Regions from separate parts of the Homo sapiens genome. Here region 1 is linked to region 2. Evidence: chromatin loops called from intact Hi-C (ENCODE). Cell type or tissue: chondrocyte. All regions are shown on one strand.

Region 1 (2,500 bases), 1.3 Mb after region 2:
GAGGCCAGGAGTTGAAGACCGACTTGGGCAACATAGTTTAAAATTATTTTTTAAATTTTTTTTTAAAAATTATTTTTAAAATAGCTGGTCACAGTAGTGTATGCCTATAGTCCCAGCGACTCAAGAGGCTGAGGCAAGAAGATCACTTAAGCCCAGGAGATCGATGTGGCAGTGTAGTGAGCTATAATTTCACACTGCATTCCACCCTGAATGACAGAGCAAGACCTTGGATCTTAAAAATAAAAAAAAGTAAAACATTTGGAGTGAGATAGTTATATCTGTGCATCAGAGAAAAACAGTGGTAGAGGGAACTCTTACACACTGTTGGTGGGAATGTAAATTAGTACAACCTCTAGGCAAAACAGTATGGAGATTTCTCAAAGAACCAAAACTAGAACTACCGTTCAACCCAGGAATCTCACTACTGGGTATCTACTAAAGGAAAATAAACAGTTCTGTCAAAAAGACATCTGCACTCTTACGTTTATGACAGCACTATTCACAAAAAAAAGTCATGGAATCAACCTAAGTGCCCATCAATGGTGCGTTGAATAAAGAAAATTCCATATACACCATGGAATACTATACGGCCATAAAAAGAAGAAAATCATGTCCTTTGTAGCAACATGGATGCAGCTTGAGGCATTATCCTAAGTGAATTAACACAGAAACAGAAAATCAAATATCACATGTTCTCACTTATAAGTGGGAGCTAAACAATGGATACACATGAACATAAACATGGAAAAAATAGACACTGGGGACTCCAAAAATGGGGACAGAGAGAGAGGGGAAAGCGATGAAAAACTACTTACTGGGCACTATGTTCACTGTTTGCGTGATGGGTTCTGTAGAAGTCCAAATCCCAGCATTATGCAGTATAGTACAAACCTGTGCATGTGGCTCTTGAATCTAAATTTTTTAAAAATGAAGTGTTTGCCATTCTCTGAATTGGCTGTGGATTTGGCTTATTCTGTGCCTTCTATTTCCTGCTCCTCCTCCAAGATCCAATAAGTCAGAATCCATCCTAGCAGTCAACCCTCCTTGACATACCAAGGGATGTGGACAGGAGGGCAGGAATAGCACTGTAAGCTCAGACCTCTTCTGGCTGTCCTGACACGCCCCTCTCCTCTTCCCTACTTCCTCCATTCTGCTGCCTGGTTTATCTCTTAGCCTTTCACTTTCCAACCCGGCGTTCTGGCTCCTCCGACCTTCCGCCTGTCCCTGTGATTTTTTCGCCATGCAACAACTCTTTATTAAAATGACCCTACTTCCTCTATCCAGATTTTGCTTGATTTTGCTTTAATTTGCTTACCTCCTTTCTCAGGTCCTCATGACTTCTCCTAGCTACTTTATTGTCCTCTGATCTGATGCTTTTTCCCACATAGGAAAAGCTACTAATTGAATCCCAGCTTCTAAGCCATTGCCCACTAACCTCTCTTGAGACTCAAGAGACCTCACCAGCTGGCTGAGCCTGGAGACCTTGAAATCCAGAGGTGGCTACTGCAGGCTCTTCCCGGGTCGTGCCTGCCATCTTGTGGATATAAATGGTAACTACACCGAGGCTGGGCTCAAAACCCCCTTAAGGATCAAAGGACTTTGTTCCCTTAGTTAAAAACAAAAGTCCATGTTCTCACTCTTAGGTGGGAATTGAACACTGAGAACACACGGACACAGGAAGGGGAACATCACACACCGGGGACTGTTGTGGGGTGGGGGGAGGGGGGAGGGATAGCATTAGGAGAAATACCTAATGCTAAATGACGAGTTAATGGGTGCAGCACACCAGCATGGCACATGTATACATATGTAACAAACCTGCACGTTGTGCACATGTACCCTAAAACTTAAAGTATAATAATAATAAAATTTTTTTAAAGAGTACCTTAAATGCTGCCTTTTGCATCATGTCTTTGACTGGTCATTCCTGTCAAAAGGAATTGATCTTGCTTCTGCAGTCCTGAGGGTCTGCTCCATACTGATCCTGACGAAGGCATTAGGGTACCAGTCTCACATCTTCTATAAACCCCTCTATCCTTCAGAGCTCTTAGCTTTTTCACAAGCGCTTACTAAATGTTCTGGAAAGTTGAGAATCTAAGCTATTCAAACCATGGACCTATGATTAACTTGGAGGTGACACCTTAATTGTAAGTCAAATGCTGCAATCCTTTGCTTACCAATAAATTAGATTCCAAAAGGCTATTTTTAGATGTATGTGTTTGTGAGAAAGTTAAGCTTGCAGTCTCTTGATGTATTTCCACTAAATAAGAGTGTGAATCAGTCCTTTGAGGTTTTAAAACAAGGCATATTCTCATTTTCCTCATGGACAGTTCTATAAGCAACTTTTTTTCTCTTCAGCTACATTTTCTACACTTCTCCCTTGTCTTGATTGCTCTCTGTTTGCCTCCCTGCCCTTCCCCACCTCCCATCTATAGTACAGCTTTCTCTTCCCCACTCTGTGGTCAGAGGCTGCTCTACGTAGACAGCATCATCTCGGCTC
Region 2 (2,500 bases):
AGTTCAAAGCTGGACATTGGAACTGAGTTTGTACCTAAGAATAAGTAGAACCAAGTTAGTCTCCAAATTTTTAAACGTCTGCCATGATGAACCAGGGTCTGTGTGTGTGGCAGTGAGAAGAGCACACTTGAAGAATGTACTCATGGGTGGACTTGGGACCTGGTTGGAGACAGGCACTACTATGCATAAGGCCTGCATCTTCCATTTTCCCTGTCTGATAGGTCAGTGCTGTCACTGTGGGAGAGAGAAGGCAGGCAGGAGAAGGGAGGTGGTGGAATTTTCCTCTTATTCTTCTCTGAGTCTCTAGAAATTTGGGTACTTCTTAATGACCAGACACATGTCCTGAATATTGCTCCTGCCTTACCCCCACATCACTGGCTACTGCAAACTCCTAATAGTCACCTTGATGCCATAATTAAGGCAAAAAAGACTGGAGGTGGCCATAGGAAAAGGCATTTAAAATACATTTTGATGTGCCATGAAACACAGATGAATGCCCATTCATTGGCTATGTTTTACATGGGCTTTAGCTGTAGAAATGCAACAGCTCTGAAATTTATACTTAGAGAAAATAACTACTCATTCATCTGAACAAAAACATAAAAGTTTTCCAGGAAATGTGAAGAATCATTAACTTCACAGATTCTGAACAGAAAGTATAATTGCATACGCTATAAGGCAGAAGTATATTTGAAAGCATTTGTGAGTGAAATGGAAACATGCCCCATCAATCCATTATCACCAGAATCACATAGTATTTAAATGGCCACAGATACTCTGACTAAATCAATTAGGTACAAAGACAGAAATAATGAGTACTGTTGGTGGTCAAAAGCTTTTCCAGATAGGTGTTTAGGTGTTGGAAAGATGACTTCTACCCACTTTTATTACCTTTATGCCATGGTAAATTATAGTAATTTCTTATGCCTTGGGTGAAAGAATGGAAAGATAATATTCACCGTATTGAGGATGGTTTAACTTTTCTATAGAGAAGCACCGAACAATCACTACCACATGAAAAGGGATAAAAGCTTTCTGGTCAAAATGTACTCTATTATGCTAGCAATATAAGCTATTCGACATATTCTGTTGTGGAAATTCCCAAGCTCCCAAGATTCCGATAAGGAACGTGCTGCACGAGCTCAGGGCAGCAAGGAGATTAGACAATAAATAAACAAAGCTCCCCTTTCACAAGCTGCGGTCCCATGGCTGAGAATCCGCTCTTGTTCTTCTCTCTTCTAACCCCTGGGTCTTGTTCTTCCCTTCCTCTTCTCTGGGTCTTTATTAATTGGGCTTTGTGTCTATTCTAATGAAAAAGGCACCGATGCTCCGTCCCACTCCTTCCTGCGCCCCCGTGGAAGGACGGTGGGGGGACGACGGCGTAGGTCCAGGGGAGCTGAGAGTGCGTCTGTGTTTCCCCGGAGACGCGCTCGGCCCGGGGGCGGGTGGCGGCGTCAGTCCCGGGGAGGACCGGCAGGGGGCGGTCGAGGCTGAGGACTGCGCAGGACCGCCCGGGCGGGACGTGCCGTGTGTACTGCGGGACTTGCATAATACCACTCTCCAAGTCAGGGTGCCTTCCAGGAAATCCTGAGCGAGTTGCTCATTCAAGTTTTTCCATGTTTGACGTTGGTGACTTAATCAAAGAATCAAAGGATGTCAGGGGCCTGGATTGCTGTTATCTTCTTTCAAAGGCTCTCCTTCAACGGATAAAAAATTAAGGCTCAGAGCAGCTCTGGGTCTAACTAGCTAGTTAGTGGCAGAGCTGACGCTGTAACTGAGGTCTACTAACTGCCTGCCCTAGCTCTGAAAAAAAAAAAAAAATCCATGTGGCCACTGCCAGCTTCTATTTACAAGATAAATTTCTAACGCTGAAAGAACATTCTCTCCTCTCCCGGTCCCTTCTGAGTTCGCATTTCTGTGGCTTAAGCTGCAAGTGGTGAAGCTTATTTCGGGAACAGAAGCGCAAATTTAAAATACAATAGAATTATGAATAGATTGCAATATTTGACTATTTTATAACAACCATAGACTCTGATGGTAAAAACAGTTAAAACCTAAGCCTTTCTTTCTTTTCTTTTCTTTCCTTTCTTTCTTTTCTTTTCTTTCTCTCCTTCCTTCCTTCCCTTTCTTTCTCTCCTTCCTTTCTCTCCTTCCTTCCTTTCTCTTCTTCTCTCCTTTTCTTTCTCTCTTTCTTTTCTTTCTCTCCTTCCTTCTTTCCTTCCTTTCTTTCTCTCTTTCCTTCCTTTCTCTCCTTTTCTCCTTTTCTTTCTTTCTCTCCTTCCTTCCTTCCTTTCTCTCCTTCTCTCTCTCTCTCTCTTTCTTTCTTTCTTTCTTTCTTTCTTTCTTTCTTTCTTTCTTTCTTTCTTTCTTTCTTTCTCTTTCTTTCTTTCCTTCCTTCCTCCCTCCCTCCCTCCCCCCCACCCCCCTCTTTCTTTCTTTCTTTCTTTCTTCTGTCCCGGAGATCTTAATGAGCTCCTTGTGTATTCTTTCTTTCTTTTCT

The links. Peaks named below come from ENCODE experiments on the same cell type or tissue, not always from the same donor. Only the 100,000 strongest peaks of a DNase experiment are listed, where the experiment ranks them.
Region 1: a loop joins it to region 2, with 5 times the contacts of the local background. A loop is called at or near these places in 5 of 110 quality-filtered maps.

The regions. Positions count from the first base shown.
Region 1 is chr18:5,056,401-5,058,900 of GRCh38, forward strand. No RefSeq gene overlaps it. Among named protein-coding and RNA genes, the nearest start is that of LINC01892, 24 kb to the right of the region's middle. In chondrocyte, a CTCF peak has its summit at 1,537 (motif pointing left); no DNase peak of the experiment used is centred here.
Region 2 is chr18:3,770,033-3,772,532 of GRCh38, forward strand. All of the region lies in intron 5 of DLGAP1 (DLG associated protein 1), which reads right to left. Among named protein-coding and RNA genes, the nearest start is that of DLGAP1-AS3, 110 kb to the right of the region's middle. RefSeq lists a silencer at 1,375-1,594. In chondrocyte, CTCF peaks have their summits at 1,234, 1,466 (motif pointing right) and 1,671; no DNase peak of the experiment used is centred here.